Linked DNA regions of Homo sapiens: regions 1, 2, 3, 5 and 6 are each linked to region 4. A link is a contact called in ENCODE Hi-C or POLR2A ChIA-PET data. All regions are on one chromosome and are shown on one strand. The core of a region is the stretch at or near the end of the contact, and the rest is flanking DNA. Distances in the headings are between cores, read along the strand shown. Region 1 holds the start of ABHD17A (abhydrolase domain containing 17A, depalmitoylase). Region 2 holds the start of S1PR4 (sphingosine-1-phosphate receptor 4). Region 3 holds the start of TLE2 (TLE family member 2, transcriptional corepressor). Region 4 holds the start of GADD45B (growth arrest and DNA damage inducible beta). Region 5 holds the start of GNA11 (G protein subunit alpha 11). Region 6 holds the start of GNA15-DT (GNA15 divergent transcript).

Region 1 (4,648 bases), core at 17-2,516, 590 kb before region 4:
AGGTGGTAGGCAGCACAGAATTAAGGAGGAAGCACAGGAGGAAAAGAATCCCCAAGGTCCGCCAGCTTTGACAGGGAAGGGAAAGTCTAGTCTCCTCTCCTCTCCAGCCACAGGTACCTGGAACCTCCCTAGTGTCACTAATGGGCGTGGACTGGGGAGTGCAAACCCAGACGCCTCACTCACTGGGCACACACCCTTGACACCCTGAATCCCACCAATTCCGTTCCCACGCACTTAACTGGGCAACCCTCTGCAAGCTAGAGGTGTTCTGAGGACCAGCAAGCAACCGAGCAGCCAAAATACTGGAAGATGACCTACATATGGGAGACGGTGACTGCACCTCACTCAACCAGTCAGGGTGGGAAACCCGCCTGGGGGGAGGCGCGGCCATATCAGAGGGCAGACAAACGGGCCAGGTGACAGGGGGATGGGACAGAGGGACAAGCAGGAGCAAAATCCGAGGTGACAGAGCAGGCTCCTGGCTAGAGCAGACCCTGGGAGGAAGAAGTGAGCAGAAGGGTCCTAAGAGAGAGCCTGGGACGGGTGAGGTCGCGCCCCCGAGAGTTTGCACTTCATCCTGGGAGAAATGGCGGGGCCGCGAAGAAGTCCCGAGCAAGCGATGGACAACATAGGAGAAGGGCTGCATCCCGGAGAACGGACGCGAGCGGAGGCCGGGAAGCCCGCCCAGGAGTCAGGGTGGCAGGAAGAAGCCTGACAAGGGAAACAGCGACTGGGAGCTGGTTGGGAAGCAGGGCTCGGGAGGGCCCCTGGGAGCTGCCTTGGGGGGCGAGAGGCCGAAGCGTTTGTCGGACTGGGGGCAGTTTCGGGGCAAAAGAGCGGAATCCGCGGCTCGGACGGGTGCTCCCCGAAGGCAAGGGCCGCGTCCGCAGGAGGGTGGGAGCGCAACCCACGCCGGAGGGCTGAATGGATGGGGACAGGGCTTTCCCAATCACAGACGCTCATCCGCGGTCCGCGCCCCTGCTCTGGGCTCCTCGGGCAGGACCCGCGGAAGCCCTGGGACTGCAGGGGTCTCGGGGACGTCCAACCGGGCTGTCAGGCCCTCGAGGCCCGGCCCGGGACCCCGCGCGGCCGCGCCCGCCCCCGCCCCTGCCCGGCACTCACCACCCCGGCCCGCGCCCCCGGGCCCCAGGGCCGCGCTCCATGGCTCCCGGCCGCCCGCCCGTGCGTCCGTCGGTCCCTCCGCACCCCTGCCCGGCCTCCTGCACCGCCACCGCCGCAGCTCCCCCCACGGACGGAAGTGAGCCTCGTTCTCACCACCGCCCCGGAAGTGACGCGAGGAGCGCGCGGGGCGGGGGTCTGCAGGCACAGAGCGACCGCGCGACTAGCGTCCTGGGGGCGGGGCTGATATGTCGAGGGGCGTGGCCTGCTGCTCTGTGGGCGGGGCCAAACTTAGGTTTCATTCACTTGGGGACCCGGAATAGGTTGAGGCCAGTAAAGTTCTCGCCTGGAAAACAAAATTTACAGGGACGCCAAAAAAAACTCAGACATCAACATTTAGAAATGTTTTAAAATATTTTTCTTTATGAGATGGAGTCGCGCTCTGTCGCCCAGGCTGGAGTACAATGGCGCGATCTCAGCTCACTGCAACTTCTGCCTCCTGGGATCAAGCGATTCTCCTGCCTCAGCCTCCTGAGTAGCTGGGATTACCGGCGCCCACCACCATGCCCAGCTAATTTTTGTGTTTTCAGTAGAGACGGGGTTTCCCCATGTTGGCCAGTGTGGCCTCGAACTCCTGACCCCAGAATCCTCCTGCCTCAGCCTCCCAAAGTGTTGGGATTACAGGCATCAGCCACCGCACCTGGCCTCTTTTTTTTAACATAGAGTCTACTCTGTCACCCAGGCTGGTGCCATCATAGCTCACTGCAGCCTCGACCTCCCAGGATCAAGTGAACCTCCTACTTCAGCCTCCTGAGTAGCTAGGACTATAGGCACAAGCCACCATGACCAGCTTATTTAAAGTCTTTATATATTGCTCATCAGAAATTCTTTTGCATTAGTTTTTAAAATATTACATTAGGCCGGGCACGGTGGCTCATGCCTGTAATCCCAGCACTTTGGGAGACTGAAACAGGTAGATCACCTGAAGTCAGGAGTTTGAGACCAAGCCTGACCAACGTGGTGAAACCCTGTCTCTACTAAAAATACAAATATTAGCCGGGCATGGTGGCACGCGCCTGTAGTCCCAGCTACTCCGGAGGCTGAGGCAGGAGAATCGCTTGAACCCGGGAGGCGAAGGTTGCAGTGAGCCAAGATCGGGCCACTGTGCTCCAGCCCAAGTGACAGAGCAAGAAGACTGTCTCAGATAAATAAATAAATAAATAAATAAATAAATAAATAAATAAATAAAACTATGATCACTCCACTGCATTCCAGCCTGGGCGAGAGAGCAAGATCCTGTCTCTTAAAAAAATTTCATTATGGGCTGGGCGCGGTGGCTCACGCCTATAATCCCAGCACTTTGGGAGGCCGAGTCGGGCAGATCATGAGGTTAGGAGATCAAGACCATCCTGGCTAACACGGTGAAACCTCATCTCTACTAAAAATACAAAAAGATAGCCGGGCGTGGTGGCGGGCGCCTGTAGTCCCAGCTACTCGGGAGGCTGAGGCAGGAGAACGGCGTGAACCCAGGAGGCAGAGCTTGCAGTGAGCTGAGACCGCGCCACTGCACTCCAGACTGGGCGACAGAGCGAGACTCCGTCTCAAAAAAAAAAAAAATTGCATTATGGCAGGGCCTAGTGGCTCACGCCTGTAATCTCAGCACTTTGGGAGAACGAGGCAGGCAGATCACCTGAAGTTAGGAGTTCAGCCTGGCCAACATGGTGAAATCCTGTCTCTACTAAAAATACAAAAATTAGGCCACCCTGGCCAACATGGTGAAACCCCATCTCTACTAAAAATACAAAAATTAGCCGGCTGTTGTGGCGCGCACCTGTAATCTCAGCTACTCCACGCCACTGCACTCCAGCCTGGGCGACAGAGCAAGACTCTGCCTCAAAAAAAAAAAAAGTAAAGAAAAGAAAATGGAAGAAGGTTACTGGAGAATCTCAGAGCGTGGTCAGGGCAGGCCTTTCTAAGGAAGTGACAGGGACAGGGGCAGAAAGGGCTGCAGACACCAAAGGGGCCCAGCCTGGAAGTGTGAGTGTGAATTGGTGGGAAGCCTTGCTTTTCAGGCCTTCTCTCATATGTGCCTTCCCCCCAGCTTTCGTGCCTTTTCCAGCTCAAAATGCTCCTCCAGCCTGCAGGCAACCGCAGCCCCCGCTCCGTCCCAGGGACTCTCATCTTAGCTCCACTGTTCTGAGATAAGCCTGAGGCTCCTGGGCCAATCCTGCCCCCAGGGGCTCATTCCTCAAATTCAGGACACAGCTGCCAGGGAAGGAATCAGGCTCAAAAGACTAGAGACTTAGAGATAGCCCAGGGTTTCTTTGCCTCATTTTCTTTCCTCTTTTTTTTTTTGGTTGTTGTTGTTTTGAGACAGAGTCTTATTCTGTCACCCATGTTGGAGTGCAGTGGCGCGATCTCGGCTCACTGCAACCTCCACCTCTCAGATTCAAGCTATTCTTCTGCCTCAGCCTCCCGAGTAGCTGAGCTAACAGGCACCCGCCACTGCACCCGGCTAATTTTTGTATTTTTAGTAGAGATGGGGTTTCGCTATGTTGGCCAGGCTGGTCTCGAACTCCTGACCTCAAGTGATCTGCCAGCCTCGGCCTCCCAAAGTGCTGGGATTACAGGCGTGAACCACCGCACCTGGCTGCTTTGCCTCATTTTCTGATTTTCCGGTGTTGTTGGACCTCTGGCGCCCCTGCTCAGGACTCAGCTGCCTGGGTCTCCCTGGGGCTGTCAAGAGCTGCCCCAGCGTTCCCCTGCCTCTGCTGTCCCCCTCGAGGCTCCCAGCCTCCGCTGAGGTTCTCCTGAGGTCCAAAGGCCAAAACAAGTCCAGGCTTCTTCCTAGGTCCTTGTGAATTCTCTGAGCACCAGGGCCAGAAGAGGCCTGTCCCCAGCCTCCTTCCCCCCTCCCATCTTCCCTGCAGCCCCTTCCCACTGTGAGCTAGGCAGGACCAGGGCTGGACCGCACCAGAAAGCCCAGCTCCACTTGTAAACGACAGCCCCCACAGGGACACAGGGAGACACCATCCAAGGGGAGGAGGATAAGCCCGCAGGGTGGCCCACCAATCCAAGGCCACCTGGTGAAAGGTAAACGCACGCTGTAAACACTCAAATGTCTCAGAAGGACACCCATCCCTTCCTCCTCCCCAGAGACCCTTTGTGATCGAGCCTCTGTCCCAATTGTCCCAGAAAATAGTGGGTGCTGTGGCTCATGTCTGAACCCCAGCATTTTGGGAGGCCAAGGTGGGAGGATTCTTTGAGGCCAGGAGTTCAAGGCTGCAGTGAGGTGTGATTGCACCACTGCACTCCAGCCTGGATGACAGAGGGAGATGCTGACTCTAAAAAATAAAAATGAGGGCTGGGCATGGTGGCTCACGCCTGTAATCTCAGCACTTTGGAGGCTGAGGCTGGAGGATCACTTGAAGTCAGGAGTTAAAGACCGGCCTGGCCAACGTGGTGAAACCCCATCTTTTTTACGTTGTTGTTTCTTTTTTGAAATGTTGTCTCTCACTGTTGCCCAGGT
Region 2 (4,065 bases), core at 1-2,500, 700 kb after region 4:
GAATCCCAAAATGGGCGCCTGGCCCCGAGACCCTACCAGCTTGTCCCTGGGGGTCTCTCTCCCTGGACCTGTGTGTCCTCCCATGGGCAGAAAGTTGGCCTCAGGCCGCCTTTGTGGGCCTCAGTTTTCCCTTCTGTAACGCATCAGGCTCTCTGGGCCTCAGTTTCCCCTTCTGCAACGCATCGGGCTCTCTGGGCCTCAGTTTCCCCTTCTGCAACGCATCGGGCTCTCTGGGCCTCAGTTTCCCCTTCTGCAACGCATCGGGCTCTCTGGGCCTCAGTTTCCCCTTCTGCAACGCCTCGGGCTCTCTGGGCCTCAGTTTCCCCTTCTGCAACGCATCGGGCTCTCTGGGCCTCAGTTTCCCCTTCTGCAACGCCTCGGGCTCTCTGGGCCTCAGTTTCCCCTTCTGCAACGCCTCGGGCTCTCTGGGCCTCAGTTTCCCCTTCTGCAACGCATCGGGCTCTCTGGGCCTCAGTTTCCCCTTCTGCAACGCATCGGGCTCTCTGGGCCTCAGTTTCCCCTTCTGCAACGCATCGGGCTCTCTGGGCCTCAGTTTCCCCTTCTGCAACGCCTCGGGCTCTCTGGGCCTCAGTTTCCCCTTCTGCAACGCCTCGGGCTCTCTGGGCCTCAGTTTCCCCTTCTGCAACGCATCGGGCTCTCTGGGCCTCAGTTTCCCCTTCTGCAACGCATCGGGCTCTCTGGGCCTCAGTTTCCCCTTCTGCAACGCACCGGGCTCTCTGGGCCTCAGTTTCCTCTTCTGTAACGCATCAGGCCCTGTTTCGGGGATCAAGTCGGATGAGTCAGTGCTCAAGGGCATGCAGGCACTTGACATTTATTAGGCACCTGCTGTGTGCTGAGCGCCGGTGGAGCATGTGGGGAGACCTCAGTGGAGCCGACGGGTGCTTCGGGGGTGATCAGGGCTGGTGGGGAGGAGTCGTCCGGCTGGAAAGGGGTGGCCCATCCCGAGTGGGGACTCATTTCCCCTCCGTGACTGACGGCTCCGGGGCTCCCTGCGGGTCTCCGGCTTTCGAGGACAGGAAGAAGGCAGCCAGGGCAGGGGTGGGGGTCCTCACAGCCAGGGCAGCCCCAGCGCGTTGGCTCCAGGAGCCCGGGTGGGGGCCGACCGTTGGGGTGCCCCTCCCTGTCCTCGGCCTTACCTCCACCCTGGAGGGCACCTTGAACATAACAGGAAATTTCAAATAACAGGAAACCAAGACCAGCAAGGCGGGTGGCTCCACCCTGCGTCGGGCCTCAGTCAGCCCCCGGGGGAGGCCATGAACGCCACGGGGACCCCGGTGGCCCCCGAGTCCTGCCAACAGCTGGCGGCCGGCGGGCACAGCCGGCTCATTGTTCTGCACTACAACCACTCGGGCCGGCTGGCCGGGCGCGGGGGGCCGGAGGATGGCGGCCTGGGGGCCCTGCGGGGGCTGTCGGTGGCCGCCAGCTGCCTGGTGGTGCTGGAGAACTTGCTGGTGCTGGCGGCCATCACCAGCCACATGCGGTCGCGACGCTGGGTCTACTATTGCCTGGTGAACATCACGCTGAGTGACCTGCTCACGGGCGCGGCCTACCTGGCCAACGTGCTGCTGTCGGGGGCCCGCACCTTCCGTCTGGCGCCCGCCCAGTGGTTCCTACGGGAGGGCCTGCTCTTCACCGCCCTGGCCGCCTCCACCTTCAGCCTGCTCTTCACTGCAGGGGAGCGCTTTGCCACCATGGTGCGGCCGGTGGCCGAGAGCGGGGCCACCAAGACCAGCCGCGTCTACGGCTTCATCGGCCTCTGCTGGCTGCTGGCCGCGCTGCTGGGGATGCTGCCTTTGCTGGGCTGGAACTGCCTGTGCGCCTTTGACCGCTGCTCCAGCCTTCTGCCCCTCTACTCCAAGCGCTACATCCTCTTCTGCCTGGTGATCTTCGCCGGCGTCCTGGCCACCATCATGGGCCTCTATGGGGCCATCTTCCGCCTGGTGCAGGCCAGCGGGCAGAAGGCCCCACGCCCAGCGGCCCGCCGCAAGGCCCGCCGCCTGCTGAAGACGGTGCTGATGATCCTGCTGGCCTTCCTGGTGTGCTGGGGCCCACTCTTCGGGCTGCTGCTGGCCGACGTCTTTGGCTCCAACCTCTGGGCCCAGGAGTACCTGCGGGGCATGGACTGGATCCTGGCCCTGGCCGTCCTCAACTCGGCGGTCAACCCCATCATCTACTCCTTCCGCAGCAGGGAGGTGTGCAGAGCCGTGCTCAGCTTCCTCTGCTGCGGGTGTCTCCGGCTGGGCATGCGAGGGCCCGGGGACTGCCTGGCCCGGGCCGTCGAGGCTCACTCCGGAGCTTCCACCACCGACAGCTCTCTGAGGCCAAGGGACAGCTTTCGCGGCTCCCGCTCGCTCAGCTTTCGGATGCGGGAGCCCCTGTCCAGCATCTCCAGCGTGCGGAGCATCTGAAGTTGCAGTCTTGCGTGTGGATGGTGCAGCCACCGGGTGCGTGCCAGGCAGGCCCTCCTGGGGTACAGGAAGCTGTGTGCACGCAGCCTCGCCTGTATGGGGAGCAGGGAACGGGACAGGCCCCCATGGTCTTCCCGGTGGCCTCTCGGGGCTTCTGACGCCAAATGGGCTTCCCATGGTCACCCTGGACAAGGAGGCAACCACCCCACCTCCCCGTAGGAGCAGAGAGCACCCTGGTGTGGGGGCGAGTGGGTTCCCCACAACCCCGCTTCTGTGTGATTCTGGGGAAGTCCCGGCCCCTCTCTGGGCCTCAGTAGGGCTCCCAGGCTGCAAGGGGTGGACTGTGGGATGCATGCCCTGGCAACATTGAAGTTCGATCATGGTACGTGATGTTGCGGCCTCTTATTCCCTGGTGCGTGCATGCGTGGGGGCCGTGGCTCAGGGGGGCTGTGGATCTAGGGGCAGCCGGGTGTGTCTTTGCTAGAGAGGGCCACGGGCCAGTGCCCTGTGAGGGTGGAGTGTGTGTGTGTGTGTGTGTGTGTGTGTGTGTGTGTGGACAACCTCTGGGCGTTGCGGGAAGTGGGGGTGACAATGACAGTTAATGCCGCCTCTTCTTGTTCACTTCCCCTTTAGAAATGGCAGGGCCCATGCCCCATCTCTGGCCTCTGCATCTTTTGGGGACCCACTCTCTGGGGCTGGCAGAGGCACCACCTTGGCTTCCTGGGCTGGGGGAATCTTCCCTCACATCCCCTTCAGCATGAACGGCCTCGGCTTTCCCGGTGGGTAAAACAGTTTAATCACTGAAGCCGAAGCACAGGGTTGATTGTACACGCTCCCCGCCAGCCACAGGGGCTGACAACTGCCTGCCCCGTGAAACTCCAGTGGAGACGTTTCAGCTCCACACCATTCAGTATGGGAGACGCCAGCCCCACGGGGCTACGGTGCAAGCAGATAACTGAATTTCGAAGTGTAGGTTGTGTTTAATTTGAATCTGTTTATATTTCGGTAGCCCCATGGGGCGGGTGGCCACAGTTTCAGTGCAGATGTAAATCCGGAAGCCTCCAGCACCTGCAGCTCATAGACAGCTCTCGCCCACCTTCTCCCAGGACCAAGCCAGTCCCGTCCAGTCCAGTGTCTGAGCAGAGTCAGAATCCACACCACCCGCCGCCTGGGCTCAGAAAGTTCTGCTTTAAGTCATTATTTCTCCACTGTACGATGGGGAATGCGGTGTGTGGGGGCCATTTACCCACCAACACAGCAGCTGTGAGGCACACACGGCTATTGAAAATTCATGGAAATTGCTGGGTGTGGTGGCTCATGCCTGTAATCCCAGCACTTTGGGAGGCCGAGGCAGGAGGATTGCTTGAGTGCAGGAGTTCCAGACCAGCCTGGGCAACATAGCGAAACCACATCTCTACAAAAAAATCCTCCAAAATTAAAAAAATTAGCCCGAGCATGTTGTTGCATGCCTGTGGTTCCAGCTACTCGAGAGGCTGAGGTGGGAGGATCACTTGAGCCCGGGAGGTCGAGGCTGCAGGGAGCGGTGATCGTGCCAGCCTGGGTGACAGAGTGAGACCCTGTCTCTAAAAAAAAATTAAAAAAAAAAAAAAAAGAAAATTCATTGAAATTAAATGAA
Region 3 (4,376 bases), core at 659-3,158, 550 kb after region 4:
CTGAGACCAATCTCAGAAGCTTCAAAGCAGCAACAGAACCTGGGGTCCATCTCAAAACTTCAGACTTTCTGGGTTGAAAGGGACCTCTAAGAGTGGCCATCCAGCTCCCTCCTAGGACAGAAGTCACTTCCACAGCCTCCCTGGCCTGGCTGCCCTGCCTCTGCTATGTGCCCTCCTTGATGGGGATGCCTGGTGGCCCCTGCCCACTGCCTGCATCTCTGCTGGACGCTCCAACTGCTAGATACTGTCTTCAGAAGGTGGGACTCATTTTCCTTCCACGAGGCTGAAATCTGTCTTCCTGGTCCCAGATGGGCCCTCTGTGACCTCTGCGGAGATTTCAGGATGAGACCCGTGTTCCCTAGGTCTGCTCTGGCCCCGGCTGCCCACTCTGGGTCCTTCTCAGGGCTTCCAGACCCCCACCCTCCCTCCTGAACACGCGTAACCCCAACCCAGTTACCTGCTTATGCATTTCAATGTTGAGCCCGTACGACATCTCATAATACTGCAAAGGAAAAACCAAGTAAGAACGTCTAGGGTGGAGATGGGTGCCCTCCTCCAGATAGGTGATGCCAGGGTCTTCCAAGAGTCCCCAGGTTCAGGGGAATCACAGCAGGAAGCAGAGCCCCCCCCAGCTCCACGGGGTCCCAGAGGAGGAAGCGGGGGCTCTGCCTGGAAGGGCCCCCTCTACTCTCCCCAGAGAGGCAGGGCAGGTAGGAAGTGTCCAGAGGCCCTGGCCCGACAGAGACTCCCATCAGGCGAGGGGTCCTCCCTGTCTCCCCATTCCCAGAGCTGGGAGGACCCTCCTAGAGAGCCTGAAATCCCAACCTGCCCAATGTACAGACGGGGAAGACGAGGTTCGGAGTGGGGCAGGGACCTACCCCAGAGTCCACCGTGACTCAAAGCCCTGCCCGCCTCTCCCCTCACCCTGGCATCATAAGTGCCCTCACCATGACATAATGTCGCTGCATTTCCGTCTTCTCGCTGGCCAGCTTCTCACATTCTAGCTTGAGGCTGAGAAGAAGAGAGAGGGCAAGGGGCTCCCACCCGCCCCATGTGGGCCGGCTTCCAAAGTGAGAGGCTGGATCTCCCCCTCCCGACTTCCTTACAGACCTCCCCCCACCTCCTGTCCCAGTCCCTCCCCGCCCCTTCCTGGGCTCCAAATGCCCCAGCTCTGACTGTCCCCAGACCCCTCTGCACCTGCGCTTCCACCTGGAGGCCTTTGTCGCGCCCCCCCTCCAACCGGGAGCCCCTCCTCCCCGCCCTATACCCCGGAGGCCTCGCCCCGCCCCGGCGCCCAGGTGAACTCCCGCGGCCCCTGGGGCGGCCCCCCTCACCTGTGGTATTGAGCCTGAAGAAACTGGAATTCTTCTTTGATGCGGTCGCAGATCTCCAAGATCGAGAACTTGAAGGGCTGGCCGGACTGGAGCGGGGTCTGGGGGGGGTGTGGGGGAAACGTCAGGGTCTGAGTTCCCGGACACTGGGGGCCCCCTCCCCGCAGTCCGCACTCACCGGGTGCCTTCCCTGGGGGTACATCCTGCCGATCCGAAAAGCCCCCCAGGCGCCACCAGAGCTTGATGATATGGAGGCGGCAAGAGTGGGGGAGGCTGAAGTGGGGTGGTGGGGAGGCTGCCCGAAGAAAGAGGGAGGAGGGAGAAGCGGCGCGGGGCAAGGGACCCTGGAGTCCCTGGCGCGCCCCCAAGCGCGCGCGCCCGGGGTCGTGGGAGCCCCTCCCCGGGTTGGGGTGCGCGGGGCGAGCGGGGCGGGCAGGGGCAGCGGCCGGGGCGGGAGCGCGGCGAGGGCGGCCGCGGCAGCCGGCGCAGAAGGTCGGGCGCGCCGCGGCCGGGTTTCGGTGGCGGCGGCGCGGGCGGCGGGCCCCGCGCGGAGCCGCCTCCCTCCGGCGGGGCTCGGCCGGGAGCCGCGGGCTGAGCCGCCTTAAGGTGGCGCCGCCGCCCCCACGCGCCCGCGGCCCGCCCCGCGCCCACCCCCGCGCACCGCCCCTCCCCGCGCCCGCGCCCCCCCCGGCCCCCGGGCACCCGCCCCCTTCCTTCAGTCCCTGGGCCGTTGGGGAAACTGAGGCCGGGTGGGGAGGCGCCCAGTGCCTTAAAACAGGGTCCCCACCCCCTCCCGGAGGGGCGGGAGAAGAAAAACCAGTGAAGAAATTCACACCGTGTTACCCACCGTGGGAGCGGGGGGGGGGGCTTGCGGGGAGCGGGGACCAGTCTGGAGTCGGAAATGGCTTTTCTGAGCAAGTGACATTGGGTTGAGATTGAAGGGTCAGCAGGACGCAGCCTTGCCAAGCGCTGGCAGGGAACCCTGCCAGAAAGGGAATCTCACAGCAAACACTGCTTCCCAGATCATGCCGGGCCCTCGCCCTCTGGGGGCCTCAGTAGTCTCTGCAAAAGGTCAGGGGTGGTGCGCTATCTTTAGGGTTTAATTTTTTGCAGAGATAGGGTCTCCCTGTGTTGCCCAGGCTGGAGTACAGTGGGGCAATCATGGCTCACTGCAGCCTCGAACTCCTGGGCTCAAGCGATCCTTCCCCCTCAGCTTCTCCAGTAGCTGGGACTACAGGTGTGCACCACCACGCCCAGCTAATTTTTTAATTTTTTGCAGAGATGGAGTAGGGGGGCGTCTCACTATGTTGCCCAGGCTGGTCTTGAACTCCTGGACTCAAGCCTCTCTCTTCGGCCTTCCAAAGTGCTGGGATTACGGGCGGGAGCCACCGCACTGGGCACTGCACTTAAATGAGATAGTGCATGAACGCTGTCAGCCTCTCCCTACACAGAGCAAACTTCCACAGATGGGAATTGTGTTCCTACTGCCATCACCAGTGGACTGGGCTGTCTCCCCTCTCAGACTGGGTTTCTTGAAGGCAGGAGCCGTGTCCCACTCAGAACTGGAAGAACCACAGCTCTGCCATCAGACTCAAGTCTCTCCCACGGCAAAGGCTCCAGCCCCGACCAGAGACCACAGACATCCAGCCAGCATCCTTCAGGCCCACCCGGGGAGTGGGAAGTTCTTATTCTCTTTGGAGAAACCTCAGGAGAGGTTTGTGAAGTCAATCAACAAACGTGTACTAAATGCATACTGTGGACCACACACTGCTGTAGACACTGGGGCACAGCTGGGAACAAAACAGAGAAAAATCCATGCCCCTTGATGACACTTGGACTTGTGTCCTTAGGTGATCGAGTACCTAATGGTACCTAAGGGTTAGGGTTACAAAAACCCATTTTGTACCCTTACAAAAGGGCACAAGAGCCCTTATCAATGGGCCAGGGGTGGTGGGTCATGCCTGTAGCTCCAGCACTTTGGGAAGCTGAGGAGGGAGGATCGCTTGAGCCCAGGAGTTCAAGACCAGTGTGGACAACACCGCGACAATACAAAAAAACATTTTTGTGTTTTTTGTATCTCTACAAAAAATACAAAAATAATTAGCCAGGCATGGTGATGCACACCTGTGGTCCCGGCTACTTGGGGGGCTGAGGCGGGAGATACCTGAGCCCCAGAAGGTCAAGGCTGCACTGAGTTGAGATCACATCACTGCACTCCAGCCTGGGTGACAGAGCAGGACCTTGTCTCAAAAAAAAAAAAAAAAAGCCCTTATCAAATTTAAAGCCATCGTTTTCCAGCCCACAGATATTTACAGAGCACCTATGACGTGTCAGGCATCCTTCCAGGCACAGGGATTGTAAGGGTGGATAAGGGAGACAGATCCCTGCCCTCTCTGAGTTTGTGGGATGTGAGTGACAGGCTAGGCAGGTTCACAGCTTGGTAATTATGGGACTATTTGTACAGACAGAGGAAGAGTTTAGAGGGCAGTGATAGAGATGAACAAAAGCAAACCTGCTTATGTGGGGTGTCTGGGAGAGGACCCTTGGGGGAGGGTAGCCTTGGAGATGAGACCTGAACGATGAGGTTGGGCAGCTCTGGGAAGGGAGGAAAAGAGACACAGCCTGGGATAAAGATACAATTGTGTGTGTGTGTGTGTGTGTGTGTGTGTGTGTGTGTGTGTGTGTAGTACTCACTAGCTCCCTATTGCCCTCAAAATAAATCCAAACTCATCTCTCTTCCCACAAGGCTCTTCACAAAACTCTTCCCCTTTTCCCCTTCACCATCTCTTTATGTTTTGTTTATTGTTTATAGAGACAAGGTCTCACTGTGTTGCCCAGGCTGGTCTTGCATTCCTGGGCTCAATCGATCCTCCCACCTCGGCCTCCCAAAGCACTGAGATTACAGGCATGAGCCACTGCACCCGGCCAGCCAGCTTCATGATCTCAACTCCGGTCATTTTCGCCCTCACTCACTCTGCCCAAGTCACACTGGCCTCACACCAGGCACAGTCCAGCCTCAGGGCCATTGCACTTTCTGTTCCCTGT
Region 4 (4,187 bases), core at 1,688-4,187:
CTGCTTTGCTCGCCTTATTTTATTTATTTTATTTGCTTTATTTTTGACACAGTGTCTCGCTCTGTCTCCCAGGCTGGAATGCAGTGGTGCAATCTCGGCTCACTGCAACCTCCACCTCCCGGGTTCAAGCGATTCTCCTGCCTCAGCCTCCCGAGTAGCTGGGATTATAGGCATGTGCCACCATGCCCAGGTAATTTTTGTATTTTTTGTAGAGACGGGGTTTCACCATGTTGGCCAGGTTGGTTTTGAACTCCTGACCCCAGATGATCCACCTGCCTCAGCCTCCCAAAGTGCTGGGATTACAGGCATGAGCCACCGTGCCCAGCCCTTATTTTATTTATTTATTTGAGACGGGGTCTCACTCTGTTGCCCAGGCTGGAATGCAACTGTGCAATCCCGGCTCACTGCAGCCAGGAACCCCTGGGCTCAAGTGATCCTCCTGTCTCAGCCTCCGGAGTAGCTGGGTGCACACAACACACCCCATTCTTTCTTTCTTTTTTTTTTTTTTAAAGACTGAGTCTCACTCTGTCACTCAGGCTGGAGTGCAGTGGCACGATCTCGGCTCACTGCAATCTCGGCTTACTGCAACCTCTGCCTCCCAAGTTCAAGCAATTCTCCTGCCTCAGCCCCCAGAGTAGCTGGGATTACAGGCATGTGCCACCACGCCCGACTGATTTTGTATTTTTAGTAGAGATGGGGTTTCTCCAGGTTGGTCAGGCTGGTCTTGAATTCCCAGCCTCAGGTGATCCTCCTGCCTCAGACTCCCCAAGTGCTGGGATTACAGGAGTGAGCTACCGTGCCCGGCCTTTTTGTTTGTTTGTTTGTTTGTTTGTTTGTTTTGGGGAGGATGGAGTCTCTCTCTGTCACCATGCCATGTGCAGTGGCATGATCTCGGCTCACTGCAACCTCCACCTCCTGGGTTCAAGTGATACTCCTGCCTCAGCCTCCTGAGTAAGCTGGGATTACAGGCGCGTGCCACCACGCCCAGCTAATTTTTGTGTTTTTAGTAGAGACAGGGTTTCACCATGTTGGTCAGGCTGGTCTCGAACTGACCTCACGATCTGCCCGCCTCAGCCTCCTAATGTGCTGGGATTACCCAGCCTGCAATACTTTTTAAAAATCAAAATCAATGCCCAAGTATCCATGAGGAACAAAATATCAAAATTGTAAATAAAGACAGAATCTGACTTTGCACTTATCCCACCCACCTCCCTGATCTTCCTTATCTTCAGCTCATGTTGGCCATGTTGGTCAGGTTGGTCTCGAACTCCTGACCTCAGTTGATCCGCCCGCCTCGGACTCCCAAAGTGCTGGGATTACAGGCGTAAGCCACCGCGCCCGGCCGATTTAACTTTTAAATTGAAATTATAAAATATAAATATGTATGTTGCATGCGTAAAACATTGCATAAAGTTACATAAAACGTTGCAACCGCCACGGTCCCCTTATCCCCCGCCTCCAGCCCAGTGCCCCGCCCGTCCGTCCCTCTCTTCCGGCGCTGAGGGCGCAGAAACTCGGCGCGGCCACCAGATGGCGCCACCGCGCCTCGCAGCCCCGGGACATTTCGTGCCCCAGCGGTGGGCGGCGCGGAGGAGGTGGGATGCGTCAGCCGGACCCGCGGGCCGGGGAGCCGGGCAACTGGGGAAAGTGAGCCGCCGGGCGGAGGCCAGACCCCAGGCTGGCGGGGGAGGGGACTCAGATGTGAGTCACCCGGGAGCCCCCAGTCGACCGTGGGAGACGTTGTCATGCGGGGCCTGCCAGCCTCGCTCCTGAACAGCCTTCCCGGGGCGGCGGAGTCCTGCAGGCGGCCGTGCCTGGCGCACACGCGTGGCTCCAACACGAACTAGCCTATGGCCTCACCAAGCCTCAGTTTCCCCTTTTGCATAATGCACATAAGCATCCCCCCTGCTTCCCAGGTCTTGGATTAAATCATCCATGAATCCGGAGGGGTGGGGGGTACCAGGTCCGCACCACGCACTCAATGCAGGTCAGCGCCCACCCCGGAGTGAGAAATAAAAGTAGCCGTCATCCTTGCACGTGGGCCCTGGGTGGCGGCGTGCAGCCGGAGCCTGCACCATTCCCCTCAACAATGGCTTTCTCCAGGGCCTGGAGGCCTCCGCACGGGCAAAGGCTGGAACGCCAGGCAGCCGGCGGGGGCGGGGCCGCGCCACCTGCACCTCCCACGCGCACCCCACCCTGATACTCGCGGGGTCGGCGAGGAGGCGCCCACTTTCTTCTCCAGAGCGCCCCGGGCTTTGCAACCTCCCACTTTCGGGGCCCTCGAGGAGGCCTCCCGCGACCACCAGGTGACAGCTGATGTGTATTGGGCTCTTACTGTCAGCCGTATTTTATGCCATGCTCTGCAAACCAGCGAGGCCGGCGCTGCAGACCCATTACTCAGACGGGAACAGAGAGGCCGGGAGAAGCGAAATCACCCAGGGGCTGGGGTCGTCGCAGCCAGGAGAGACTCCGGCCCTCACCACCACCTGGGCGAGATCACGCTGCAAACGGGGCCCCTTCCCGGTGCAGCCCCTCCACCCCCAGCAGAACTTGGGAAAGGCGCGGTCCGGGACTCTCCGCGGATCGGGAGGGGATTCCAGGCCCCCCCGAAAGTCCGGGCCGCCTCGCGCGCTGGAAATCCCGCGCGCGCCCCGAACCGCGGCTCGGCTGCCGGGAAATCAGGAGAAAAAAACTTCTGCTTTTTTTTCTTTTCTGGCATTCGCGGTCACCTACCCGGCCCCCGCGCGCCCTCCTCCCGGTTCTCGCCCCCACGTGGGGCGCCCCCGCACGCCGCTCCTCCCCCTCCCCTCCGTCGGCCAACCGCAGAGCTAGCTGCACTCGCCCTTGTCTTTCCACCAATAGGAGGGGCGAATGACTCCACTGAGGCCACGCCCAATGTTCAAGTCTATAAAAGTCGGTGCCGGAGGCTCCCAGCTCAGATCGCCGAAGCGTCGGACTACCGTTGGTTTCCGCAACTTCCTGGATTATCCTCGCCAAGGACTTTGCAATATATTTTTCCGCCTTTTCTGGAAGGATTTCGCTGCTTCCCGAAGGTCTTGGACGAGCGCTCTAGCTCTGTGGGAAGGTTTTGGGCTCTCTGGCTCGGATTTTGCAATTTCTCCCTGGGGACTGCCGTGGAGCCGCATCCACTGTGGATTATAATTGCAACATGACGCTGGAAGAGCTCGTGGCGTGCGACAACGCGGCGCAGAAGTAAGTAGCCGGGGCTGCCGCCGCCTGAGGTCAGCCGGGACGGGATGGGTCGGGTTGGGCCGGGCCGGGAGCGGAACGTAGCACCCGGTGGTCCGCCCGTCACTGATCCCTCTTTCCTGGTCTCAGGATGCAGACGGTGACCGCCGCGGTGGAGGAGCTTTTGGTGGCCGCTCAGCGCCAGGATCGCCTCACAGTGGGGGTGTACGAGTCGGCCAAGTTGATGAATGTGTGAGTCAGACCCCCTTCCCGGGCTGGGCGCGGGTGGGACGGGACCTCCCCTCCGCTCTGGACGCTTTCCGCACGCTTGTCTTGCATGGAGCTGGGACTTCCCCAAGTGCCCCCCGCTGTGGATGCAGAGCTTCTCTGCCGTTTTGTGGATCGGGGGCTGCCGTATCCTGATGTATCGTCTGCAAACACCCCTCCCGCCGTGGGCCTGTCTCCCCCTACCCCATACTTTGAACCGTGTGCCCTCCCCTCCCCCCACCGTCACCAGCTTGCAGAGGCAATCCCCTGCACCCTTGCAGTTTCTCTTTTGCTCTTGCACGCTCCTTTTTTGCAAACTCCCCCTGCACGGTGGCCCCTCCCCTGTCCCCGGCTGACCCATCCCTACCCTTTGGCCCCCTCAGGGACCCAGACAGCGTGGTCCTCTGCCTCTTGGCCATTGACGAGGAGGAGGAGGATGACATCGCCCTGCAAATCCACTTCACGCTCATCCAGTCCTTCTGCTGTGACAACGACATCAACATCGTGCGGGTGTCGGGCATGCAGCGCCTGGCGCAGCTCCTGGGAGAGCCGGCCGAGACCCAGGGCACCACCGAGGCCCGAGACCTGCATTGTCTCCTGGTCACGGTGAGTCGGGCCTCTGCCCTGCCCCGCCACGCCCGGGCACCTGGGCCGGTGTTTGTCAACAAAGTCGGGCTGACTGGTCCTGCACAGCTCAGCGCTCAGCCACGTTTGGCATGTCCCGTGGGCAG
Region 5 (4,406 bases), core at 918-3,417, 620 kb after region 4:
CGGGTCATTTTTGTATTTTTAGTAGAGAGGGGGTTTCACCATGTTGGCCACTCTGGTGTTTTGTTTTGTTTTGTTTTGATACAGGGTCTCACTCTTGTGTCCCAGGCTGGAGTGCAGTAGCCCCATCTCCGCTCACTGCAACATCTGCCTCCTGGGCTCAAGTGATCCTCTCAGCCTCCCGAGTAGCTGGGATTACAGGCATGTGCCACCACACCCATCTAATTTTTTGTATTTTTAGTAGAGATGGGGTTTCGCCATGTTATCTAGGCTGGTCTCGAACTCCTGAGCTCAAGCGGTCCACCTGCCTTGGCCTCCCAAGTACTGGGATTACCGGCAGGAGCTGCCGCACCTGGCCAGAACATACAATTTCAAGTTGTGGCTCAAGAGAAGGTACCTGGCTTGGTCTGAGGAGTCAGGAGAAGTCTCCCTGAGGAGCTGACGTCTGAATTGAAACGGAGAGGATGCTCAGGGGTTGGCCAAGGAGGCCAGAGAGGGAAAAGGGTTTTCAGTAGTCAGCAAGGTGGTGGGAACACACGTTTTTATAAATTCTGGTGGCCACTTCCATTTCATCTGCAAAGTAAGGATAAAGATATGGCTGGGTGAGGTGGCTCACATCTATAATCCCAGCGCTTTGGGAGGCCGAGGAGGGCAGATCACTAGAGGCCAGGAGTTTGAGACCAGCCTGGCCAACGTGGCGAAACCCGCTCTCTACTAAAAATACAAAATTAGCCAGGCATGGTGGCGCGCCTGTAATCCCAGCTACTTGGGAGGGTGAGGCAGGAGAATCACTAGAGCCTGTGAGGCAGAGGGTGCAATGAACCTAGATCACGCCCCTGCACTCCAGCCTGGGCGACAGAGCAAGACTCCATCTCAAAAAAAGAAGAAGAAAAAAAAGATATCCCTTGGGTAGGGTTAGCTTAACGGGCTTACAGCAGTGCCTGGTATCCTGTAGGCATTTCATGAATGCGTATACCTGGCCTGGAATGGTGCAGGCACTGCAGTAAGGCCTGATTGACACCTGATGGACAGCAGGCACTCCATTAATCTCTGGTCCGTGCCTGGCATATAGAATGTGTCCCATTAATGCCTGATACACAGTAGGTGTCCCATTAACGCTTTTTAATTTTTTTTTTTGAGACAGAGTCTCGCTCTGTCGCCCAGGCTGGAGTGCAGTGGCATGATCTCAGCTCACTGCAAGTTCCGTCTCCCGGGTTCACGCCATTCTCCTGCCTCAGCCTCCCGAGTAGCTGGGACTACAGGCGCCCGCCACCACGCCCGGCTAATTTTTTGTATTTTTAGTAGAGACGGGGTTTCACCGTGTCAGCCAGGATAGTCTCGATCTCCTGACCTCGTGATCCACCCGCCTCGGCCTCCCAAAGTGCTGGGATTACAGGCGTGAGCCACCGCGCCCGGCCCTCTTTTTTTTTTTTTTTCTTTGGAGACGGAGTTTCGTTCTTGTTGCCCAGGCTGGAGTGCAATGGCGTGATCTCGGCTCACTGCAACCTCCGCCTCCTGGGTTCAAGTGATTCTCCTGCCTCAGCCTCCCGAGTAGCTGGGATTACGGGCGTGCACCACCACGCCGGGCTAATTTTGTAGTTTTAGTAGAGACGGCGTTTCTCCCTGTTGGTCAGGCTGGTCTCGAACTCCAGACCTCAGGTGATCCGCCCGCCTCGGCCTTCCAAAGTGCTGGGATTACAGGCGTGAGCCACCGCGCCCGACCTCCATTAACGCTTTTTAATGGATGAGTGAAGGTTCCTGTCAGGCAATGTCAGGGCGCTTCCCGGGGGCAGCGACTGCTGCCCAGGCACCTGGAGACCCAGAGAGCGCAGCGGCCGCGTGCGCGCCTCCGCCACCGCGCCTGGGCCGAGCCGAGCGGGACCGAGCGGGGCCGAACGGAGCCGAGCGGAGCCGAGCCTGGCCGGGCCGAGTCCGCCACATTCCCACAATCCCGGGCGGCCCCGCCCCGGCTCCCGGCTGCGCGTCCCCCTTCCCACGTCGGCGCAACCAAACCCGCGGGCCCCCCGCCCTCGCCCCGCCCCGCCCCTTTCGCGCCCGCCGACGCCCCGCCCAGGCCGCTAGTCCCGCCCCCATGGTGGGCGCGCTTGGCCGCCGGCCCCTCCCATTGGCCGCACCGTCTGCCCGTCGCGGGCTGCGCTCCCAGCCTGCTAGGTTGTCCGGCGCTGTCGCTCGGTTGCGGCGGCTGCGGTTGGCGGTGGCTGCGGCGGCGGCGCGGGCTGAGTGCGGCCGCGCGGGAGTCCGCGGCTGGCGCGGCCCGAGCGGGGACCCGGCGGCTCGCCAGGCGGCGGCCGAGGCGGGGCGGGCCGGCCCGGGGCCGAGGGCCGGTGGCCGAGGCCGGAGGGCCGCGGCGGGCGGCGGCCGAGGCGGCTCCGGCCAGGGCCGGGCCGGGGGCCGGGGGGCGGCGGCGGGCAGGCGGCCGCGTCGGCCGGGGCCGGGACGATGACTCTGGAGTCCATGATGGCGTGTTGCCTGAGCGATGAGGTGAAGGAGTCCAAGCGGATCAACGCCGAGATCGAGAAGCAGCTGCGGCGGGACAAGCGCGACGCCCGGCGCGAGCTCAAGCTGCTGCTGCTCGGTGAGTGCGGCCCCCGGGCCTGCCGGCTGCGGGCCCTGCCCTGCCTGTGCCTGCCCTGCCTGTCCGGGTCGGGCCGGGACCCTCCGGGGTCAGCCCTGCCTGTGCCGTCCGGGTCGCGAGACCCTCCGGGGTCAGCCCTGCCTGTGCCTTCCCTGCCTGTCCGGGTCGCGGGACCCTCGAGTGTCAGCCCTGCCTGTGCCTTCACTGCCTGTCCGGGTCGGGGCGGGGCCCTCCGGGATCAGCCCTGCCTGTGTCGTCTGGGTCGGCTCGGGACCCTCTGGGGTCAGCCCTGCCTTTGCTGTCTAGGTCGGCACCTGGGACCCTCCGGGGTCAGCTGCGGGCCCCTGATTTCTTTGGGGTCAGCCCCTGCCTTAACTGTTCATGTTGGCACCTGGGACTCTCCGGTGTCAGCCTGTGTCTGTCCTGTCTGGATCAGGCCCCCGATCACTCCTAGGTCAGCTCCCAGCTTCTGCTGTCTACATTGGGCCTCCAGGACTCTTCAGGATTTGCCCTCTGTTCCTTCTCAAGGGACCAGTCCCTCCCTGCACAGGGACCTTCTGACCTTACCCCACCGGAGTACCCACCCCTCGCTACCCCTTCAGGGCCAGACCTTTGGGCTGTAACCCACAGGGCACACTCACCCCTCACTGCTCAGGGCCCCGCGTTGACCCTTCCCTCCAGGCAGAGCCCTGTACACTCCATGCAGGCCCTGTACCCTCCATGCAGGCCCTGTACACCCCCCCATCCCCCCGAAGACTCCTCCGTGTCCCCTATCCCCACATTCCCTTCAGGGCCATTCTCCTGCCTTCCTGTTCCGGGAAACCCCGTACTCCTCTTGGCTGGAATGCACCCTGTGGGAAAAAGACAGTCTTTCCTCTCCTCAGGGTTCCGCTCAGCTGAGGGTGGGGCGGTTGACACCTGAGGGAGCCTTTGCTTGTTGTCCCAAGCAGCTATCTCGGCAGCCTCCCCCGCCCCCTTCCTTAGAGTCCTGGTGGGAGCCACGCTGAGTCCTCGTTGAGAGCAGCCCCCCACCTGCCGGCTCCTCCCCACCGTCCTGGAGAAGGTTTGCTGGTGAACCTCCTTCTCCCCAAGGCACACCTGCTGCAGGGAGCCAGTCGGGCCAGCTGTAAAGTGTTGTCACTCCAAATAAGGGCCCCTTCAGTGGTTTACAAAACAGAAGCTCTTGCCCTGCCCCGCCCCTGCCCTCCCGAGCTCCTAGGTTAGCTCCTGGGCCGGGGGCGGGGCGGTGGGGAAGGTCGGAAATGCGTGAGAGGCAGCGGTGACGGAGGAGGGGGCGTGCTGGTGGCGGTGGCTCTTGGGGAGGAGGCAGGTCGCATGTTGTGTGGGGAACACGTTGCCTCTCCTGCCGTGAGCCTCTTAGGGCCCTCCGTGTCCCGGGTTACAGAGGTGCCTTGGATGAAACGCCTTCCTGATTTTTTTCCCCAAACTTGTGTTTTGATTTACCTAAGGGTTCTAAAATGGGCCATCTTTCCAGGGGGCCGCGGGTAGGCAGAGCCGTGGTCCTCACGTTTGGAGGAAATGTGCAGTGCGGCCCGCGTGGTGGCACTTTGCACAGAGTGGCACTGGCTGGCTTTTGTAGTGGGTCGTGGACTTTGTTTGGATGGAGGGGAGTTAGGAATTACTGGTGTCATAAAGATCTTACCAGATGGCCTTGCCCTGTGGCTCTGTGACCTCCAGAACCCCCGCCGCCATCCCTGCATGCACCCGGTCTTCTGTGCCTGCACTTTGGACTTGAGATTGACACGGGGTTCAAGGACGAAGGTCAGGGGCTCCCGTGTCTGCCGCCTTGGCT
Region 6 (4,790 bases), core at 1,616-4,115, 680 kb after region 4:
GATGGAAAGGAAGGGATGGGCAAGAGTTGTTTCTGATGTGGAATGGGCAGGACTGGATGAGTGTGGGAATTAGAACAGGAAGTCAAAAATGACACCTGAGTTTTTTGTCAAGGTGATGGGGGTAGACAGTGGAGCCGGTGGGCTAGAGGATGAAAAGGTGGTGATGGAGTCCTTTGGGACAGGTTGAGTCTGAGGGGCCTAGGGGGACTCCACCTTAGCTGGCAGACAGAGGTGGGAATGGCCAGTGCAGCACCCTAACCCTAACCCTAACCCAGCAGAGCAATGGCCAATGTCAAAGGTCAGGAAAGGAAAGGTCAAGAATACAGTGAGAAGAATGACTCTGGGATTGGCAGTTAGAGGGTCACTGGTGACCTTAGCAAGATCTGTTTCCATGGGCTGATGGCGGGGAGCTGAGCAGGGGTGCAAAGTCATGCCCAGAGACAGCGATTGTGTTTGACCTACCCCTATTTGGCCTTCCTTTCCCTAAATCCCCCAAACCTATTGTTTTGGCCTCTTCAATAGTCCTTACTAGGAAGGTTCATAATTTATCTGTTTTCTGTGGGTCTCCTCTACAAGATGGAGAGCCTCACAAGGTTAGGGGCTGAGTTTGATTCTTCTGCTTCTTTAGTGAATAGCTAAAGGTCAGAGTAGAAGTTGGTAAATGTGGGTGGATGGTTGGAAAGATGGAATGGGGGCAACCCGCTCGGGTCCCCTTCCACGCTGTGGAAGCTTTGTTCTTTCGCTCTTCACAATAAATCTTGCTGCTGCTCACTCTTTGGGTCCACACCACCTTTAAGAGCTGTAACACTTACTGCGAAGGTCTGCGGCTTCATTCTTGAAGTCAGCGAGACCGAGAACCCACGAGAAGGAACCAGCTCTGGGACACAATAGTAGTGTTAGTACCCAAGGATGACTTCTATGGGAGAGATACTTGGTCTGGGAATCTTTAAAAAAAAAAAAAAAGGAAAGATGGAAGGGAATGGATGGGTGGATGAATGGGTGGATGGATAGATGAATAGATGGATGGATAAGTTGAGGGATAGATGAGTGGATGGATGGAGTGGCAGGATGGATGAGTGGATGAATCAATGGATAGATGGATGAGTGGGTGGATGGATGAATGGATGGATAGATGGATGGATTGAAAGAGGGATGAGTGGATGGATGGATGGATGGATGGTTAGATGGGTGGATGGGTGATACATGAATGGATGAGTGGGTGGATGAGTGGATAGATGGATAGATGGGTGGATGAATGGGTGGATGGATGGGTGAATGAGTGGATGGATGAATTAATGGGTAGATGGGTGGAAGGGTGATGGGTGAATGGATGGGTGGGTGGATTGGTGAGTGAAGGATGGATGGATGAGTGGATAGATGGATGGGTGGGTGGGATGGATGAATGGATGGATGAATGGGTGGGTGAATGCATGGATGGATGGGTGGATGAGTGGATGGATGGATGAATGAATGGGTAGATGGGTGGCAGGTGATGGATGAATGAATGAATAAATGGGTGAATGGGTGAGTGAAGGATGGATGGATGAGTGGGTGAATGGATGGATGAATGGATGAGTGGATGGGGGTGTGGGTGGGTGGATGGGTAGATGGGTGGACGAGTGAGTGGATAGATGGGTAGATGGATGTATGAGTAGATGGATAATGGGTGAACAGATGGGTGGATGGATAGATGAGTAGATGAAGCGATGGATGGATGGGTGGATTGAGTAAATGGGTGGACAGGCAGGTGGATGATGGATGGATGAATAGATGGGTAGATGGATAGACGGATAGATGGATGGATGAGTGAATGAATAGATGGATGGGTGGATGGATAGATGGATGGATGGGTGGGATGGATGGATGGATGGATGGATGAATGGGTGGATGGATGGGTGGATGAGTGGATGGATGGATGAATGAATGGGTAGATGGGTGGTGGGTGATGGATGGATGGATGAATGGGTGGATGGATGGGTGGATGAGTGGATGGATGGATGAATGAATGGGTAGATGGGTGGTGGGTGACGGATGAATGGATGAATGGGTGGATGGGTGAGTGGATGAATGGATGAGTGGATGGGTGGGAGGGTGGGTGGATGGGTACATGGGTGGATGAGTGAGTGGATAGATGGGTAGATGGATGGATGGGTAGCTGGGTAATGGGTGGACAGATGGGTGGATGGATGGATGGATGAGTAAATGGAGAGATGGATGGGTGGGTCGGTGGGTGGATTTCGTAAATGGGTGGACAGGTGGATGGATGATGGATGGATGGATAGATGGGTAGATGGATAGATGGATGGATGAGTGAATGGCTGGATGGGTGGATGGATGGGTGGGTGGATGGATGATGGATGGATGGATAGATGGGTAGATGGATAGATGGATGGATGAGTGAATGGCTGGATGGGTGGATGGATGAGTGGGTGGGTGGATGGGTGGATGGATGAGTGAATAAATCGATGAATGGGGTGGGTGGGTGGATAAAAGTTTAGGAGTGAAGGTAGAGGCTGGGAAATCATGGGGAAGTCTGGGCCAAGGAAGTGATTTTTAGGTGTGGCCCAGGAGTGAGACGAATGAATGGAGTGAGGGCTCAGAGGACACTGAGACCCGAGATGAGAGGTGATGCCCACAGTTCCCAACTGGTCAGTTGCTGATCCCACTCCCGTCTCAGTCTCCAGAGCCCCCTCTCGACGGCTGCTTACCCTGTCTGGCTCTGGATGTGGGGTTTGAGGGACTCTGAGGATGCATGGGAGGAGTGGGTCTCAGGGATCAGGAGACACATCCAGCAGCTGCAGCCTAACTGCTTCATCATCAGTCCCGGTTTCCCCTCCTGTGCAATGGGGCAAGTCCCTTCTTGCTTGAGGCCCTGGGCCGGGCCCGTCCAAAGCCTCTGTTCTGGGACTTCCTGAGTAACGGTTGCATCCCCAGGGAAATGACGCACAGATGGTTATCAGCGACCCACATTTCTCAGAAGAGAGAGAACAGGAAGGTGGGGGCAGGGTTCAGGCTTTTGTTACGGTGCGTGGGGCTGAGTCACAGATGGAGGGGAGGACGTGTGCTCTGGGAACAGCCCTCATTCCCATCTGTGTGGCCACTGGACATGCCCATGGCCAGCCAGAGCACAGGAGCCCCATAGCACAGATGGGAAAACTGAGTTTTGGAGATGTTTGGCAATTTCCTCCGCCGGGTCGCCCAGCCAGCACCAGGGCACATCTCAGATCTGTCCAACCTGCTCCCCTCTAATATGGGGGTAGAAAGCAGGCAGCCCAGCACAGTAGAAGCTTGGGAAAGTCCCCGCTCCTCCCTGGATCTCAGGCTTCTCATCTGTAAAATGGGCGTAAGACTCATCCTTGCCTCGCGGGAATGACATGGCAAATCCACGAGAGGCTAGCACCTATTCTTGCTGTCGCTATTATGGATCTTGGCATATCCCAGACGTGATGGGGGTTGGGGGTGTCACGGAGCAGGCTCCTGAGCTCTGAAAGGGGGCACCTCGGTTCCCTGTAGGATCGTGGACGTCGGGGGCCAGAAGTCAGAGCGTAAGAAATGGATCCATTGTTTCGAGAACGTGATCGCCCTCATCTACCTGGCCTCACTGAGTGAATACGACCAGTGCCTGGAGGAGAACAACCAGGAGGTGCGCCACCGCCTCCCTCGCCCTGCCCACTTGTTGGCCCAGGGACCCTCACCTGAGCAGGAAGCTCTGGTGCAGAAAGGGAGGGATCCCTGCTCTTGAACGGGCCTGTGTGTGCCCAGCATGGCTATGAACTTGACCCTTCAGCCTTTTGTGGTCAGATTGCAGCAACCCAAGACACAGACCTACAGCATTTGTTTGGTCAGGACCCCAGACACACACACACACACACACACACACACACACACACACACTACAGTGCACACACGCACATACACAATGCATGCACACAAACACGCACAGACACGTGCATAATACATGCACATACACACGTGCACACACGGGACACATGTACACACGCAGTGCACATGCACAACACATGCACACGAACACACATGCACCACACACATGCACACTTGCATGCACTCACGTGCACAATACACGCATATGTACACATGCGCACACACATGAACACACACATGCACACACACAGTACACACATGCACACGCACACACAGGCACACACACGCACACACAGGCACACAGGCACACACATGCGTGCACACACACATGCACGCACACGCACAGGCTGGAGTGCAGTGGCGCGATCTCGGCTCACTGGAAACTCCGCCTCCCGGGTTCACACCATTCTCCTGCCTCAGCCTCCGGAGTAGGTGGGATTACAGGCACCCGCCACCACGCTCGGCTAATTTTTTTTTTGTATTCTTAGAAGAGAGGGGGTTTCACCATGTTAGCCAGGATGGTCTCAATCTCCTGACCTCGTGATCCGCCCGCCTCGGCCTCCCAAAGTGCTGGGATTACAGGCGTGAGCCACTGTGCCCAGCCAATAGCCTCTTTTAATAAGTACACCAGTCGTCTAGGATCAGGGCCCACCCTACTCCAGTACGACCTCATCTGGGTTAATTCCTCGTGTGATGGCCCTGTTTCCAAAGAAGGTCACAAACTGAGGTTCTAGGGGGTTAGGTCTTGAACGTATGAATTTTGGGGAAATATGATGTACCCCATAACACAAGGCATTTGAGACCTTATTGTACTTTTTTTTTTGAGATGGAGTCTCGCTTTTGTCGCCCAGGTTAGAGTGCAGTGGCGCGATCTCAGCTCACTGCAACCTCCGCCTCCCGGGTTCAAG

Evidence for each region. Hi-C counts contacts between places; a loop is a spot of excess contacts on that map. ChIA-PET counts read pairs that join two places held with the same protein, here RNA polymerase II (POLR2A). Pooled maps may share reads with other maps.
Region 1: a loop to region 4 is called in a pooled map, with 6 times the contacts of the local background. The contact joins the promoter of ABHD17A here to the promoter of GADD45B in region 4. A Hi-C loop is called at or near these places in 3 of 50 pooled maps. POLR2A ChIA-PET finds 5 or more read pairs at or near these places in 8 of 52 experiments (GM10248, K562, MCF 10A and 4 more).
Region 2: a loop to region 4 is called in a map of naive thymus-derived CD4-positive, alpha-beta T cell, with 8 times the contacts of the local background. The contact joins the promoter of S1PR4 here to the promoter of GADD45B in region 4. A Hi-C loop is called at or near these places in 1 of 168 maps with a recorded cell type or tissue (naive thymus-derived CD4-positive, alpha-beta T cell), 3 of 37 single-sample maps with no recorded cell type and 9 of 50 pooled maps. POLR2A ChIA-PET finds 5 or more read pairs at or near these places in 5 of 52 experiments (HepG2, WTC11, activated B cell and 2 more).
Region 3: a loop to region 4 is called in a pooled map, with 2.6 times the contacts of the local background. The contact joins the promoter of TLE2 here to the promoter of GADD45B in region 4. A Hi-C loop is called at or near these places in 8 of 50 pooled maps. POLR2A ChIA-PET finds 5 or more read pairs at or near these places in 15 of 52 experiments (A549, AG04450, BJ and 12 more).
Region 5: a pooled map shows a loop between it and region 4 (9-fold over the local background). The contact joins the promoter of GNA11 here to the promoter of GADD45B in region 4. A Hi-C loop is called at or near these places in 1 of 168 maps with a recorded cell type or tissue (heart left ventricle) and 4 of 50 pooled maps. POLR2A ChIA-PET finds 5 or more read pairs at or near these places in 2 of 52 experiments (PC-3 and WTC11).
Region 6: a pooled map shows a loop between it and region 4 (6-fold over the local background). The contact joins the promoter of GNA15-DT here to the promoter of GADD45B in region 4. A Hi-C loop is called at or near these places in 2 of 50 pooled maps. POLR2A ChIA-PET finds 5 or more read pairs at or near these places in 2 of 52 experiments (HepG2 and naive thymus-derived CD8-positive, alpha-beta T cell).

The regions. Positions count from the first base shown.
Region 1 is chr19:1,884,230-1,888,877 of GRCh38, forward strand. It overlaps ABHD17A (abhydrolase domain containing 17A, depalmitoylase), which reads right to left and starts at 1,267. Exons shown (of 5, transcript NM_001130111.2): 1 at 1,123-1,267. RefSeq lists a silencer at 532-679 and enhancers at 2,846-3,350, 3,351-3,856.
Region 2 is chr19:3,177,519-3,181,583 of GRCh38, forward strand. It overlaps S1PR4 (sphingosine-1-phosphate receptor 4), which reads left to right and starts at 1,251. Exons shown (of 1, transcript NM_003775.4): 1 at 1,251-2,814. The coding sequence starts at 1,275. The coding sequence ends at 2,429. RefSeq lists enhancers at 1-115, 1,699-2,348, 2,389-2,568, 2,609-2,838, 3,449-3,498 and a silencer at 919-1,468.
Region 3 is chr19:3,027,372-3,031,747 of GRCh38, forward strand. TLE2 (TLE family member 2, transcriptional corepressor) reads right to left here and starts at 1,909. Exons shown (of 20, transcript NM_003260.5): 1 at 1,510-1,909; 2 at 1,335-1,432; 3 at 948-1,011; 4 at 458-502. The coding sequence starts at 1,533.
Region 4 is chr19:2,473,190-2,477,376 of GRCh38, forward strand. GADD45B (growth arrest and DNA damage inducible beta) reads left to right here and starts at 2,938. Exons shown (of 4, transcript NM_015675.4): 1 at 2,938-3,213; 2 at 3,340-3,441; 3 at 3,840-4,062. The coding sequence starts at 3,170. RefSeq lists silencers at 1,579-1,718, 2,089-2,198 and enhancers at 2,939-3,008, 3,010-3,597, 3,579-3,668, 3,598-4,187, 3,829-3,938 and 2 more.
Region 5 is chr19:3,092,195-3,096,600 of GRCh38, forward strand. GNA11 (G protein subunit alpha 11) reads left to right here and starts at 2,168. Exons shown (of 7, transcript NM_002067.5): 1 at 2,168-2,593. The coding sequence starts at 2,458. RefSeq lists silencers at 1,837-2,086, 2,107-2,226, 2,547-2,676, 3,831-3,920 and enhancers at 1,973-2,960, 2,961-3,946, 3,947-4,406.
Region 6 is chr19:3,152,310-3,157,099 of GRCh38, forward strand. It overlaps GNA15-DT (GNA15 divergent transcript), which reads right to left and starts at 2,866. Exons shown (of 4, transcript NR_110670.1): 1 at 2,709-2,866. GNA15 (G protein subunit alpha 15) reads left to right here. Exons shown (of 7, transcript NM_002068.4): 5 at 3,514-3,643. RefSeq lists enhancers at 2,482-3,439, 2,727-3,056, 3,097-3,186.